Regions from separate parts of the Homo sapiens genome. Here region 2 is linked to region 1. A link is a loop called in an ENCODE intact Hi-C map of the cell type or tissue named here. Cell type or tissue: endothelial cell of umbilical vein. All regions are shown on one strand. Each heading gives the region's core, and the rest is flanking DNA. Links, peaks and the distances in the headings are about the cores only.

Region 1 (8,350 bases), core at 328-8,327:
TTGTCTCAGTTCTATGCATACCACCAGCCTTCTGCCAACATTGGATTTTCAGCTTCTGTTTATTCATTCATTTATTTTTAAATCAAAAATACTTACAGTGCCGATTTCCAGGCACTACGGAAGCAAGATGGGCTATTTCTGCCCTCAACACACTTAAATATGAATATGAGAAGGTAGATAATTAAAGAAGTAATGACATAGTATTGAGAATTCCTATCCTAACAATTCCCTAAGGATTCTCTGGAGAACCTCTATATGAACAAGATGTTTTATTGGTAGAGAAGTATCTCATAAAATCAGAAATGTAGTATTATACCAGCTCTGGTTATTTATATTGCAAACAGGGAATTTTTGTAACAGCCTTATTGATATATAATTCACAAATCATAAAACTCACCCACTTAAAGTATACATTTCCATGATTTTTTTTATATTCACAGATTTGTACAACCATCACCACTAACTTTGAAAATGTCATCACCCCAAAAAGAAGTTCCATACTTAATAGCAGTGGAGACACATTCCCTCCTATTTCAGTTGCTGTAACTTCTAATCTATTCTGTGTCTATAGATTTGCCTATTCTGCACATTTAATATAAATGGAATCATAGTGTATGTAGATATAGCCTTTCGTCACTGGCTTCTTTCTTAATGCTTTAAGGCATAATGCTTTAAAGGTTCATTGAGCTTGTACCAGTATTTCAGCTTTTTGTTTGTTGAACATTTCTTCATATGACTATACCATATTTTGTTTATTCATTCATCACTTGATGGGCATTTGGGTTGTTTCTACTTTGAGGGTATTGTGAAAGTTTGGGTGGACATACCTTTACACTTCTCTTGAATGTGTACCTCAGAGTAAAATTGCTGAGTTATATAGTAACTATATGTTTAACATTTTGAGGAGCTGCCAGAATGTTTTCCCACCAACATGTATAACAGTTCCACTTTCTCCACATCTGGTCAGCAGTTTTTATTTTCTGCTTTTTTGTTGTTTGGTTGATTGGTTTTTAACCATTCCAGTGAGTATGAAGTGGTATTCCATTTTGGTTTTGATTTCTCAAATGACTAATAATGTTTAGCATCATTACCTGTGCTTATTAGTCATTTATATATCTTCTTTGGATAAACGTCTATTCAAATATGTTGTTCCTTTTAAAATTGAGTTATTTGCCTTTTTATTGACTTGTTAGAGTTCCTTGCGTATTCTAAGGACAAAAGTCCTTCATCAGCTATAAGGTTTTCAAGTAGTTTGTCTGATTCCTTTGGTTATATTTTCACTTTCTTAATGGTTTCCTTTAAAGCACAAATGTTTTTAATTTATCTTGAGTTTCAATCTATCTTTTTTTTTCTTCTGTAGCTTGTGCTTTTGGTATCATGTCTAAGAGGTTCATGACTAATCCAAAATTACGAAGATTTTCATCTGAGGGTTTTATAGTTTAGTTTTTACATTTATGTCTATGATCCATTTGAGTCCATTTTCTATGCATATTTCTGGACTTTCAATTCTATTCCATTCTTCTGTGTTTCTATACTTATATCACTACCACTGTCTTGATTATTTGTAACTTTGTAGCAAGTTTTGAAATCCAGAAGTGTGAGTCCTCCAACTTTGTTCTTTTGTTAGATCGTTTTGGTTCTTCTGAATCCTTTGTATTTCCACATGAATTTTAGAATATACTTCTCAATTTCTCCCAAATTATGTAACTTGACTTTTTATTGGGATTATTTTAAACCTGTAGATGAATTTCGGAAGTATTGCCATGTTAACAATATTAAGTCTTCTGATCTTTGAACATATAGATGTCTTTCCATTTACTAGGCCTTCTTTAATTAGTTTCAACAGTATTCATACTTTTAGACCACAAGTATTACACTTCTTTTGTTTAATTTATTTCAAAGTATTTTATTCTTTTGATGCTATTTTGTTGGAATGATGGTATTTGGGGATTATTTGTTGATAGTGTATAGAACATAATTGATTTTTGTTCATTGATCTTGTACCCTTCAATCTTGCAGAACCCATTCATTGGTTCTAATATTTTTTTACTGATTTTTTAAGATTTTCTATATATAAAAGCATGTCATATATCATCTGTAAATATAGTTTACATTCTTCCTTTCCAAACTGAATGACTTTTATTTCTTTTCCAGCCTAATTTCTCCATGTAAAACTGATAGTAAAATGTTGAATAGTTGTATTCACATATTTATTGTCTTTTTCTTGACCATAGAGGAAAATATATATTTACTATTGAATATAATGTTAGCTATAGGGATTTTTGTCAATAGTCCTTACCAAATTGAGAAGTTCCCTTCTATTCCTGTCACATCAAGTACTTTTCATTAAGCATTGCCAAATGTTTTTTCTGCATCTGTCATTTTGCTAAGTTTTTCTAAATGTTTTTATTTTCTGTACTTCTATTATTTTATTGCTTCATTCTCTATGTTAAGTATATATTTTCCAGTGTGCCATTTTAATTCCTTTGCTGTTTCTTTTATATGTGTTTTGAGTTAATTTGTTAGTGGTTACACTGGGGAATACAAGTAACATCTTTGCTTATAACAATCTAATATCAATTAATACTAACTTTAATAGTATTCAAAAACTTGACCCCAATAAAGCTCTGATCCCCCTCCCTTTTTTCTCTGTTACTGTCATACAAATGACATTTTTCTACATTATAAGCCCAGCAACAAAATTAATAATTATTTCTTTATTCAATTGTCTTTTAAATTCATGAAAAGAAGAAAAGAGTTACCAACAAAAATACATTTTTATGGCAATTTATATCTATCTGTGTAGATACCTTTGCTGATGCTTTTTTTTCATAATGTGGATTTGATTTCTTGCCTAATATTTTTTCATTTTAGTCTGAGGAGCACTCTTTAGAGCAGATCTGCTAGCCAAAACAAACAAAATCTGTTTTGTTTTTGTTTTTGTTTTTTGCTGATCTGGGAATGTCTTAACTTCTCCTTCATTTTTGAAAGATAGTTTAACCATATATAGAATTCTTAGTTGACAGTATTTTTTCAATACTTAATATATATCATTATTCAGGCCTTCATGATTTCTAATGGTAAGTCAGCTATTTATATTTTTGAGAATCTCTGGTACATGATTTACTTTTTTTCTCTTTGTCTTTCAGAAGTTTGACTATGATATTTCTATATACGGAAATTTGAGATTATTATATTTAGAGGTTACCAAACTTCTTGAATGTGTAGATTAATGTTTTTCCTCCAAATTTGGAAGTTTTTCCCCACAACTCTCAGAGGCTCTGTTAACTTTTCTTTGTTCATTCTCTTTCTATTCTAACTGAAGAATCTCAAATGACCTATTTCAAGTTTACTGATTCTATCCTATGCCACTAAAAGTCTGTTGTTGAGCCCCTCCAGGGAATGCTTTTATTTTAGTCATTATACTTTTTAACTCCAGCATTTTTATTTGGTCCTTTTTTATAATTTTGATTTTCTTATTGATTGTTTCTAGTTGTACACCATACATATAATTCCTTCAGTTCTTTAAGTTAGATTTCTTTGGTTCTTTGAACATATTTATAATAACTGATTTCAAATTTTTGCCTAGTAAATCCAACATCTGGGCTTTTTGGATTTTTTTTTTTTCTATTTACCATATTTTCCCCAATTAGCCATGGTTTCCTGTTTTTGTTGTTGTTGTTTGTTGTTGTTGTTGTTTTTGAGACGGAGTCTCGCACTGTCTCTCAGGCTAGAGTGCAGTGGTGCGATCTCGGCTCACTGCAAGCTCCGCCTCCCAGGTTCACGCCATTCTCCTGCCTCAGCCTCCCGAGTAGGTGGGACTACAGGCATCTGCCACCACGCCCGGCTAAGTGTTTGTATTTTTAATAGAGACGGGGTTTCACCGTGTTAGCCAGGATGGTCTCGGTCTCCTGACCTCGTGATCTGCCCCGCCTTGGCCTCCCAAAGTGCTGAGATTACAGGCGTGAGACTTTCTTTTTCTTTTTTCCTTTTTTTTTTTTTTCTTCTTTTGAAACAGAATCTTGCTCTGTCACCCAGGCTGGAGTGCAGTGGCATGATCTTGGCTCACTGCAGCCTCTGCCTCCTGAGTTAAAGAGATTCTCCTGCCTCAGCCTCCCAAGTAGCTGGGATTACAGGCACCCACCACTACACCCGGCTAATTTTTGTATTTTTGGTAGAGATGAGGTTTCACCATGTTGGCCAGGCTGGTCTCAAACTCCTGATTTCAAGTGATCTGCACGCCTCGGCCTCCCAAAGTGCTGGGATTACAGGTGTGAGCCACCACACCCAGCCTCTTTCCTGTTTCTTTCCATGTTTTATACTTTTTTATTGTTGCTCAAAACTAGACATTTCAATTAATATAATTTGGCAACTCTGGAAATCGAATTTTTTCTCCCCAGGGTTTTTTGTTCTTGTTATTTGTTATTGCTGTTGTTGCTGCTACTGCTGTGCCTTGTTTTGTGATTTTCCTGGACCAATTCTATAAAGTCTGTCTTCTTTATTATGAGCAGCTACTGAAGCTTCTCCCCAAACAGACTAGTAATTTGACAAATATTTTTTAAATGACCTGAGCCAATAAGTCTCCCAGATGTTGTCAGTGGACTCTGTGTGTGTGTGTTATACATACATAAAACAATATAGTAGGTTATAATTATGTCTTTTCCTTTACTTCCTGCTTATACAGGTCCTCTAGAAAAAACAGCAGTAAGAAAGTGGAACATTGTCGTGTCTTTTCTGAGAATGTAAACTGCCCTACACATAGGTGTGCCTTTTAGATTGCTAGTGCTTTGTCAGAGATTTTCAAAGACCCTTTAAAGACATTTCTTTTTCCAGTTTTTCCTTTTAAGTTTTTCAGTTAGCCTCTTGCTAGCCCCAATAGGTGTCACTTCTTCAGGAAACTGTGGTATCAAACAGTTCCTACTGATTGTACTAAACAAACGCTCTAAGCATGCGCTTGTTTACACTGATTAAACTATGAGTCTTGTCAAATAAAGATAAGCCCTGCATATGGGATTTTTCCAGGGAGTTTCTGGGCAGATCAAATAGTGACAAGAACACCACACTCATTCCGCTGCATCCTGTGTTTACTAGAAATTGGTTCTCACAGTTATTGTGGTATTAAGGCTGTTGGTTTTCCAGGTTTACGAGGAGTTGAAGTAGGAGAATGGGAATAGAGCAAGCTAGAGCATTACAAAGCTTACAATTTTTACAGAAATTCAGCTGTTTTCCTTGAATACTTTTCAGACTGTGGGCAAGGATGTTGGTTAATTTTCAGAGTTCTGTCAAGTCAAGGTCGATTTTTGACAAATTTTGCTTTCATGAAGGGGCATATTTTCGGAGCTCCTTATTCCACCATTTTAGAACTGCTTCTCCGCAAACATGAATTTTTAAAATAAGTCATGATCTTTTACACAGTGTACCTTGATGTGAACAAGATTGTCTAAATAGGAGTGGTTATAACATTGGCAAGATCTTTGTATGCATATATATAGTCTTCCCTGGATTTTTCTTGGGAAAGTGCAATATTGACACTTAAGTGAAATACCTTTCATCCATGTCCACTTCTTGAGTGAAATTATCCCTTTCAAAGCTCATACTCTATTTCCGCACTGAAGGCAGAGCAAATGACATCATTTTTTAGTTACAAGAAAAAATTTATATTTTGGCTTACATACTTCTTATAACTTAAAATATAGTAAATATAAAAATAAATCATAGCCTTATGTCATAAAATTATATGTGCCAAGATAGCCTTCTTAGTATAAAATGGAATGCATTTAAAAAATGGTTCACCACTTTGAGTACCCAAAGCCAAAGATAAGTAGAAGTAAATACTGATGAACTTTTATTTTACTTTTATTTTCTTCACCAAGGAGATTAATCATAAACTTGGAAAAGGTAAATAGTAACAAGAGGGCCCAAATCCCTTAAGACTGATAGTGTCCATACCCAGCAAAACAGTCCTGGATCCTGAAAGAATGTATCTATATGATTAAGGAACTAAAGTTAGTTACTGGAGAGAAGCTGTGAAGCAGGTGAAAGAAATGTGAAAACACTAAAATTAGGAAATTTGTCTCATTTTTCAAAAGGAGGAGAAACTAAAGCTTGGTGGGAGTAAAATTAAGCCTCATAAAAGTATTCTAGATTGGTTTATTTAGGAGATTATAAGTGAAATCCTATAAAAGGAAAAATGTGTTATTGAAATATATGGATTCACTAAAAATTAATTATGTAAATTATGCCAAATTTCCCTCCATTCTCTTATAAACAAGTTTGCTCTAACTACTGTTTAGAGCATAGGCTGATATTTGCAAAATATAATATTTCATTGTATCCTTGTGTAAGAAACAGTTGCATAACCATAACCAAAGAAAATGGGTGGTTTTAAAGTCATCCTTGATAAGCCACTGGGCTGCTGCTGGACTCAATCATTTTTTATTCCTATTTGCTAAAGGCATACTTTAAAAATGTCTAGTTTCCAATATTATGGGGAAATTGTATCATATGGCGAAAAAAGGTTGAAGATTATCTTGATTATAAGCATAAAACTAAAATATGAAATTTAAAAGAAGACAGTGGAAACCATCTACAATTTAAGTTCCAATGTTCAATTATTTAAAGCCATAAGATGATTCTCTGGTTTTATATTAATGTTAAGAAAAATATTTTAGGGGAGCGCTGTAAAATGAGGCACTGCATGGACTGGATTAGCACCTTTTATGATTTCTGAGTTCTCTTCCAATGCCAAGATTTGGGGATTATATATAGGAACTTTTTATTTAAGGTAAAGTTGAAATATTTTAATAGCTGGCAAAAATCATATACATGTAAAATATTCTGAATCCTAATATCCCAAAGTGATGCATTTATCTCTACCTATGTCATTCTCTACAATAATTCTTACTTTATCCTGGTGATTGATATTCATAAAGCCTGATATATGGGAATATCACCCTTGAAATAATTAGTATGCATGTAGAAACAAATTTCAGATCACTTCTTCAATGCTGGCATGCAAAAGCCTGTGCTAAAAATAAAATACAGGAAAATAATATAATGTTTTGCAGAAATAACATTTAAGTATTCAAATTGAGCCCTCACTATCTTAAATTGTAGCTATGTGACTTTATCTAATGAAAGAAACTAAATGAATCCATGCTAATGCATTATTGGTATGTGAAGAACAAGAAGAACAAATCACACAAATTTCCCCACTTAATTATTGTGATAGAAATTCATTGTCATATTATTGACCTATTTGATCATGCCCAAGTTAATCATGTCTGAACCTTTCCCAGTGGGAAATAAGCTTGTTCACTTCCTGTCTTGCAAGAAAATCAACTAAAACTCAGTCACATATGCCTATAGCCCGATCACTGCAGCCCACCGTAACCATCATCTCCAACAGGGAAACTGTAGTCTGCAATGAGCCCAGGAGACTCATCACTTCCTGTGTCCTTTTTTTTTTTTTTTTTTTTTTTTTTTTTTTTTTTTTTTTTGCATTCTGCTCAATCATTTGCCACGTTAAGTTAAGCCTGTTTGCCAAAACCCTTCCTGCTTTCTCTTTGCAAGGAGCTGTTTTGAAATACTGAAACAGAGTTTACGTGCAGTAACAGACTAGTAAGCCAGCAACTTTAGTCGCTTATTAAAGTCAAGCATGTGTCTTTGTTTCATGTTGCTAATGATGTGGAACCATAGAGGCCTGAGTATATTTCGCCTGGACGGTGTGGGAGCGAATGCTGAGAGCTCATTACTCGGCTCCCCATTGGAATCCTGCAGGCTTCCGCTCATTGAGGAGACTGTGGGGGCTTTGACAGAATTATTATACTGAATATTTTTAGACTCATTAACTATATCACCAAAGCAAAACATCTCTTCCTCAGATGCAAATGGCTGCAGCTACTGTGGCTTTGCTTTAGTTATTGCAGAAAAAAGGATGAAGCTTGAAAATAACTTAAGAAAAAGACTTCTCATGCCTGAATGTTTGATTTTGCAACTTATATTGGGACTGTTGTGGCTGTTTTACCACATTTGAGCCACTTGTATACAAGTGCTATTTATAAAGATAAACACATTCATTTCTCTATATTAAGCAGTAATCAAAATCTTTTTTAAATTTTCTGTGTGTTCTATAATGCATTTCTGGATGAGGCTTTGACGATTATGCTGTGAGCTGAGGGTTATGATATTCATTCCCAAGACTATAGAGTAACTTTTGGTGCCTGACCTAAATCCAAACTGAGAATGACTATGTAGTTAAAATAATAATTTGGGGGAATAGCTGTTCTCTAATTCAGGAATTGTAACATATGCTGCCTGGCGTGAAAGATGACACACTGTCTTAGATCAT
Region 2 (8,350 bases), core at 24-8,023, 190 kb before region 1:
TGTTTCCTGGTCATAATTAATTGTGCTAAGAATTATGGCTTTCTTATCATTAACATGCTGTTATTGTTTTTACCATGTAAATTTCCACTTTCAGAAAGTGTTTAGTCTTTTGCATTTAATTTTGTAACCATATCTTCAATAATTATTTTTATAATATTCTACATAGTAAATGGATTTTCATATTTGTTAAGAATTCTTTTAACTATAACCTCTCCCACTTCAGTGATTTTAATATCAATACATCTCTTAGTTGATCAAGCCACACATTTTGGGATTTCTTTCCAGTAGGCAATTGAGTTTATACATTTTCCAAGTTGTCTTTACTCATGAACAACAAATGGTGGTATATAAATTTTTTAATGTCACAATCTCAGTCCTTAACTGTAAAAGAAAATAATTACAAGATGTGCCTTCGAGACTTCTAGTGAGAATTAAACATGTAAACATGAGCACTTAAAACAGTTTTTGGTACAAAATAAGTGGACATCACATTAACAGTTCTATTGTTGTCATTATTATTTCTTTTCAAAAACTACAGATTTTGCTCATTCGTTTATTGGTATTTTGTTTGGTTGAGAGAAACCCTGAAGGTATTTTTTTATTGCCTTTAAAGATAACCTTTCATTCCTATTTTTGTTCATTTACAATATCAAAAAGTTGCCTTTGTATATTTTAAATTAATAATTTTTCATTTTGCTCAAATAAATATGAAATATTTAATCTTGAACTCAGGGTTTTTTAGTTCGAGTTTGGGAAACTTTTGTTCTATTTTTGTCTTTCACTATTATTTACATTGCATTTGCTTTGACTTTTAAAATTTGATACCACTATTCCTGGACTATATTTTGTTTTCTGTTTTCTATATAATTAAAAATCTTTTGTTTTCCTTTGTCATGCTCAGGGAGATCTCTATTTGTGTCCTTCACATTAGTGTCAACTCTGAAGCCACTGGGATTTTGAGGTTATTTGTTCAAGAAGTTAGCTTCCCCTAACTCTTACATAGACCTCATTGAAAATCCACGTTGGATAGAGTCTTAAAAGAGCTATCATAGTTAGTCTTATAGACATTTGAGAGAAGAACATTCCAGAGACAAACTATTCAGTTGGCAGCATGCCTATATGTTCAAGAAACAGTAAGGCCACCAACTAATGTAGGGCAGAGGGAGCAATGAGGAGGATGATAGGTGAGGCTAGAGAGATAATGTGAACCCTTTTAAGGAATTTGACATTTACTTAGAATGAAATGGAGAAATATTTCAGGTTTTGAGCAGAGGAGTGGTAAGTCCTGACTTATGTTTGAAAAGATTGACTGAGGCTACTGGGTTAAGAATCACTGAGACTGCTGGTTCAGAGAACGAGAGTGGAAATAATAACGTCTTTATTTCCTACTTGTAAAGTTAATAATAACAGTAATAATAATAAGATAATGAAGTCATTATATTACTAAAATAATCAATGACTATGTAAATTATCTTGGCTTGTGAACGAGTTACTAGGCATATCAATAAAGCAGAGACAAGAAAGGCAAATGCAGTTATAATTTACTGCATAAGTTAAGATGAAGATAATGCCTAATAAAAAAGAAAAATTATGTGACAGGAAAGCAAACTTAAAAACAAAGTTAAAAGGCAGATGACTCATTGGAAAAAGAAAAATAGTTGCAAAATATGTGGCACCTAATATCTTTAATTTATTGAGTGTCTATAAATGAAAAAGCAATACAAAATATTCCAGAAACTATGAAAATTCAGTTCATAAGAGCAAATATGTATATTAAATTGATAAATATTTCTGATAATCTCAGGACTTGAATTAATACAACAATGATATACCTTAATATAGGAAAAGAGGAAATTATGCTAATATCCAGAGTTACAATAGCCGCATTGGAAATGTGAATTTGTCCATTCCTTCCAGATGGAAATTTTGCAATGTTTTCAAAACCTCCTAAAAGAATATATGCTATGATCTACTACTATTCAACATTAAAAATATGTCCTATAAAAATGATTAGGAAACTATACAAAAATGGTTATTTAGGAATTTCCATCTAAGTGTGCTTTTATATTAGTAATGTGATACACAATAAGAGATAAGGCTGAGAATACAGGTAAAGAATATATTGTGAGGACTCAGTGAAAAGTTTACACTTAATTTGCAGGGGGAGACATGAAAACTTTTTGTGGAGTGTAATGTGCTCAGAGATGAGCTGTATAGCAAGATCAATTAGAGAGCATCATACAGGATGAACTGAAATGAAATGTAGGCACTAGTTGCAGATAAAAGTCACAAAAAAGTGATTTGGTCGTCAGAGAAGTGATGAGGCACTGATGGAATAGGAATGCGGATGTAGACCCCACAGAGCCCAATGCCAAATCGTGTGTCATGTGAAGAAAACATTAGAAGGTAAGAGGTGGTGCCATCCTGGTTGACTGGTAACAGCTTTGCTGGCATTTTCAGTACAAAGAACTTTTGACGACTGAATTTTCTTAAAAGATGACCTGTTTTTAACATAGTAGATCCTTTTTTTTTTTTTTTTTTTTTTTTTTTTTTTTAAGATGGAGTCTTGCTCTGTTGCCAGGCTGGAGTGCAGTGGCGCGATCTCGGCTCACTGCAACCCCCGCCCCACCGGGCTCAAGCGATTCTTCTGCCTCAGCGTCCCGAGTACCTGGAATTACAGGTGCGCACCACCACGCCCAGCTAATTTTTGTATTTTTAGTAGAGACGGGGTTTCACCATGTTGACCAGGATGGTCTCGATCTCTTGACCTCTTGATCGCCTGCCTCGGCCTCCCAAAGTGCTGGGATTACAGGCGTGAACCACCGCGCCCGGCCAGTAGAGACTATTTAAGTGGAAATATGTACCCAGTAATTCACCTTGCAGAGGTAGAGTTTGGGATAAGGAGTAAGAATGGAGTATAAGATCTGGGAGTCAGCCACTGCGTTGATAGTTGAAACCAGGGGAACACATAAAAACCTTGAAATAAAGTAGAAAATATTTGAAGACAGAATCTGGATATGTTACTCAATACATTATTGTTTCTCAGCTCTTTTCTATTCAGTTTGGTAAACCGGTTGGGGGCTCTGCAACGTTTCTCCTTTGTCACCGGGCTCTAAGTTAGGCTTTGCCAATAGGGGGCACTAGAGGGAGACTGGAAAATTTAAGGAGAAAAAAGAAACTTGTTCCTTACTGCTTGCTTCCTTTAGCTTCCTGTCTGTTTGTGGCTCTTGTCAGCGTCTTCCTAGGGAGCAGCAGTTCCTTCCCACAGCTTCACCTTAATACAACCCACGGCTTTTGCAACGCTTGCAGAACTGATTTTTTCACATCCCACATCAAAGACATCAGAGCCAGCCAACTGAAGCCCCGCCTCTGAAGTCTGTGCTCCAGGCTGGCAGAGCCTGTTCTTTTAACCCAGAGACATTCGCATCAGTCCAGAGGTTTGAGTTTCAGCTCCACAGGGGCTCAAAAGTGCCAAACATTGCCAAAGTGTTGAGTTATATATTCTTAACTTTGCCATTAGGGAGAGCATCACTGATAAAAAGAGTGGCATCAGTCCATTGGTGAAGGCAGAAGATCAAATGTAAAGATGAAAGGGGCAAGTACATGGAAAGGGGAAGCTTTGAAATACTTTTTCAAGGGCTTTAGTAATCAAGGAATGTAAATGTTTTAATTTATTTGTTTGCAACTTTTAAATACCGGAAATAAATATTTTTCAGCAAAAGGGAAAGAGACAGGATTGAGGGAGAGATTGTATTATATGTTGTGTGATGCAGGATTTGCTTAAATATTTGGTTTGCATTTCACTTGGTGAATGCTTTGAAGTACAGAATAATACCTCACTCCTGTGAGCCTTCCAGGGTCTGTCACAATGTCTAGGACACAATAAATTATCAACATTTGCTGAATGGAAGTCCAAATGAAGTGACGCAACTCCTTAAATAAGTGAAAAAGTAAAATTTATATTTCAGTTTACTTTGGAAAAGATAAACTATATTGATTTTTGTTCATTCATTCATCGATGTATTTGTTCATTTTGAAGTCATGTGTTGTCAGAATCTGTGTGAGATTCTGAGCGTATTACAAAGGCAACACCTGCTTTTAATTAGCCCCCCTAAGCAAAGGTGAAAAAAACAGGCACAAGCCAATTAAAATAAGGTGTAACAAGTACTTTTCTTGAATTAAGCACAGAGTTCTCTAGAACCTGGAAGAGGGGCTTGCAGGAAATCTGAAAAAAACTTGCGAAGATGAGTATTGCAGAACTAAATCTTGGAAAGTGGGAACAAGACAGCCAAGAAAAGAATACTTCAAGTAGTGAAAACATTAGGAGGAAAGACATACAAGTGTCGAAAATCAGCATGCATTTAGGGAACTGCAGTTGGTTTATAGCGTTTGTAGATCAGAGGCAGGGAGAAAGGTCCTACATAGAGGTAAGAACCATGTCATGAAGGCTCTGAATGTCATACTAAGGAGTTTGTGTGCTAGGTTATGAATAATTGACCAGAAGGGTAACAAAGCTACACTTCCAGCTGAAAAACATCGCACTAAACTTCGCAGATGTTTCCGCTGGACTGCTGTTTCGCATTAGTGTTGCACTAACAGGCTATTGGTAGACTGAAACATTAATCTTGTCAGCACTTAGAGTTGTTGGGAATGGCCTAAGGATGGCTCGAGATTAGGCTTAGAAGCCTCTCCCATCAAAGAACCTTGTCCCATTACCCCAGTGCAATGAAGTGAAAATTTCTTTTTCTATGCATTCCATGACATAAACATGGTTCACTGTCATTGATTACATGTAATAAGTTGGAGACAGAAAAACGATATTTGATGAAGCTATACCAATGAAGAATTTAGAAGTGAAATTATGAAGTTCTAGTGAGATGAAAGAGTGAATTCCAGATTTTTTTGAGTTAATGTAGACAGAACTTGTTGAGTCTTTGGGTGCTGATGGTGAGAGGAATTGTCCAAATATATATATATCAGGTTTCTGACTTTGACAACAGGAGAGTTGTGGTGTCGGTATCCAAAACCAGAAACTATAAATTGAGGAATAGATTTGGAACTGGATTCAATCAAATGTAAAGTATCTTTGGAGGAGCTGAGTACAGTGCCCAGTTGAAATCTGTTAACTGAATCTGAAATTCAGTTAACAGAATACGGTTGCAGAAATTATAAGCATATGCATTGCATCAGAGGCTTCAGGAAATCTTTAATAATACAGGAACCTTGGAGAAGAAATATCAAGACACAGCCCTGGTTGGGTGATTATGAGATGGAAAAGGGAGTAAGAATAGCGGCAACAAAAGACTCAGAGGTTGTAATTAAAAAACGAAGTATAGGAGTTTGAAACTTCAGAGGTGGCATCATTCCAGATGACAACAAGTTAGAATGGTGTCCATGGGTATGAATGGTTAATGGAATGTGTAATTGAAGTTAACTTGATTTGAGTAATCCCATAAATTCTAAGATTAAAATGTTGGATAAGTCATCACAATAGATACTGAAGTAAAAGAGTATGATAGGTGGAACAAGAGATAGACAGGAAGAGAAGACTGAGTACCATGGGCCAAAGCCTTTGCTTTAGTGTGGAAAATGACCAGGAGACCATTGAGTGGCAGGGCAATAGGTGAGAGAAGGCAGAGTATTTTATTATTTAATCTATATAAATTCATAACAGGAGTATTTTCACATAAGCATGGAGGAATAATGGTTTGGAAGCAATAATGGACAACTAGGTATACACTAACTGCAATTAAACCTTCTAGTATATGGGTCCCTAATAAAGTAGCAGTCTGTAATTCAGACCCAGGTTTAATTAATACAAACAGTTGTATCTAGTATTCTGAAATAAGGATAAAATATAGCTAAGCTTGTTTACCGAGAAATGGCACCTCCAAAGTTCACATTGGAAGGGTTTAGACTGGGGTAATTGTTAGTTCAATTAATGAATATATATTGAGTTCCTGCTACATTAAATACACTATTCTAGATACTGAGGATTGTTGCAGTAAAGCACATCCCTTAACTCTGAGAAGCATATTAGCCTTACAGAGGAGACAGAATAATAAACATCATTTTAATATGCTTTGTTAACCACAGACAGAAACAAGAAAGAGGGACAGTGTTAAAATGCAACTTCTAAACATTGCCACCGTTTCTTTTATCAGAAAAGTTTTCAAGGAGAGAAAGCGAGTTACTGGGACTACCAAGACTTGATAGGTATTGCCTCACCTATACCATTACTAAAGGCATCGACAAAATATTAAGTTATTATAAGTATATATTTATATATCAGTGTCTATCATCAAGAATTTTTACAAATCGCATAAAATGGGCTAAGCATTGCTAAACATAGCATAAGATATTTTTAAATCTTGGTTGTTCATATAATTAAAAAGACCTCCAGTTGTCCTGTCCACCTTCCTTTAAATAGTATGAATTTTACTTGAGAGTTCTTACCTTCAAGAAGGTCACCTTGTCCTGCTTTCATAAAAAATGAATTTAATGTTGCATAAATGAGATAGCTACAGGATTATAATGTTCATAAGCATAGATCTTAGCCTAAAGTGTTCCACCAGAGCCAGGAAATTGTTTTTAGTTACTATACGTTTCTAGTTCATTTCTATTTGTTTAAGCCTTTTAGGAGAGGTAGAGATAGGGAGATAGATAGAGAGAGAGAGACAGAGAGAGGCAAGCTAGCTCTTACTTTGTCTTTAGTGAGTTATCAGTGGTTTTCCATAGAAGTAACAGCACCAAGTGTTCCCTGTTAAAGTTAGGATTTTTGAATGTGGCCCTGATGCTCTGACAAATATCACAAATATGACTTGCAGTGTCCTGTGGGGAGTATTGTTAACATTACCCAGGTAGCCCTCCCACTGTCTGATTTATTTGCTTATAGAGAACATGTATACCTGACTTCCTGAGGGAGCTGCATATCTCAAATTTGGGTGTCATGATAATAATAACAGTTTGAGAGAAAATGAAATAGGCTATAAAGAGAAAGGAAATGGAATATATAAACTATTGTACAGTGTCATGTTCATTTTCAGTACTATATAGAATAATGAAAATGTTTTTCAATAACCTTTGTTGATTTTTATAATGTGAAACACACTTTATGGAAAAAGACAATGAATGTACAAAGCAAAAAAAATTAGTAGAAATAGTTTTAGCTTTTGATTCAAATCTCTGCATTATTTCCCATAAGTTTAGAGTTGAATTCTGAAATAGAACAACTTTAAGATAAAGGATCCTTCTTTTCCCAGCTTTGGCAATTCTAAGTTGATCTTTCAGGGTTCGAGCATAAGTATTTTTTTTTTTTTTTGATAAAGCAATCCAGTGTGGTAGGCCACAAAGGTTTCATTTTTTTAATTTTACAGTTGCAGTTGGAAAGCTTAAACTTAGAGATATTAAACAAGACTTTCTCATAATCACTCAGCTTTTAAGTTTCACACCTGGAATTATAATGGGTCCCCCTTCTACTAACCCCCACTACCCCACTACACACAAATATCCTGAAAGCCCTCAGTAAACAATAAAGCAGTAGGATATTATTACCACTCCCTACAAGTGCCCAGATGCCCTTGCGTTTGTCATTGTTCTTTGGGTACTAAGATCAAGTGGCTGGATGCGGTGGCTCGCACCTGCAATCTCATCACCTGGAGAGGCTAAGGCATGAGGATCGCTTGAGTCTAGGAGTTTGAGACCAGCCGAAGCAACATAGTGAACCCTCAGCATTATGGAAATTTTTAAAAATTAGCCAAGAATAGTGGCACACACCTGTAATCTCAGCTACTCAGGCGGTTGAGGCAGGAGAATCGCTTGAGCCCAGGAAATCAACACTGCAGACAGCTATGATAGCACCACTGCGCTCCAACCTGGGTAACAGAGTGACACCCTGTCTCAAAAAAATTAAAATGAAATGAAAAAATTAAGATAAATCAAGGGGAATTAAGGCCCAATAAAGGCCCAAAACTTTGTGATCAAGTGACTTCTGAAGTTAAAAGGTAGACAGAATGCAAGCAATATATCAAGTCCTTCTCAAAATGTTCATTAGTAAATCAGGCTTACCTTTACAAGGGGCACTTTACTCAGGCACATAGAACAACAACAAAAAACTCCCCATTTCAGCAGGTTCCTCTCACAACACCATAACTATTACCTCTATGATGGGAGACAGGCAGGTGATGTATGTTGTGCTGGAAATATTATCAGAAGTTATGAGGTAATAAAATGTAGTACCATAATTTGCACCCCTAGTTTAAAGATATTCGTATGCTCAGCTTTTGTCGTCTTGGCATGTGGTAGGCCCTGTACCCATAACATCCAGAAGTTAAAAAAACTGCACAGCCAG

Evidence for each region. Peaks named below come from ENCODE experiments on the same cell type or tissue, not always from the same donor. Only the 100,000 strongest peaks of a DNase experiment are listed, where the experiment ranks them.
Region 2: a loop joins it to region 1, with 3 times the contacts of the local background. A loop is called at or near these places in 2 of 110 quality-filtered maps.

Annotation. Positions count from the first base shown.
Region 1 is chr18:33,010,917-33,019,266 of GRCh38, reverse strand. All of the region lies in intron 21 of CCDC178 (coiled-coil domain containing 178), which reads left to right. Among named protein-coding and RNA genes, the nearest start is that of KLHL14, 240 kb to the right of the region's middle. In endothelial cell of umbilical vein, for the core only: no CTCF peak of the experiment used is centred there; a DNase peak (open chromatin) is centred at 5,006; H3K27ac peaks cover 1,940 bases.
Region 2 is chr18:33,196,597-33,204,946 of GRCh38, reverse strand. The region is part of intron 20 of CCDC178 (coiled-coil domain containing 178); the gene reads left to right. Among named protein-coding and RNA genes, the nearest start is that of CCDC178, 240 kb to the left of the region's middle. In endothelial cell of umbilical vein, for the core only: a CTCF peak has its summit at 3,143 (motif pointing right); a DNase peak (open chromatin) is centred at 3,176; H3K4me3 peaks cover 205 bases.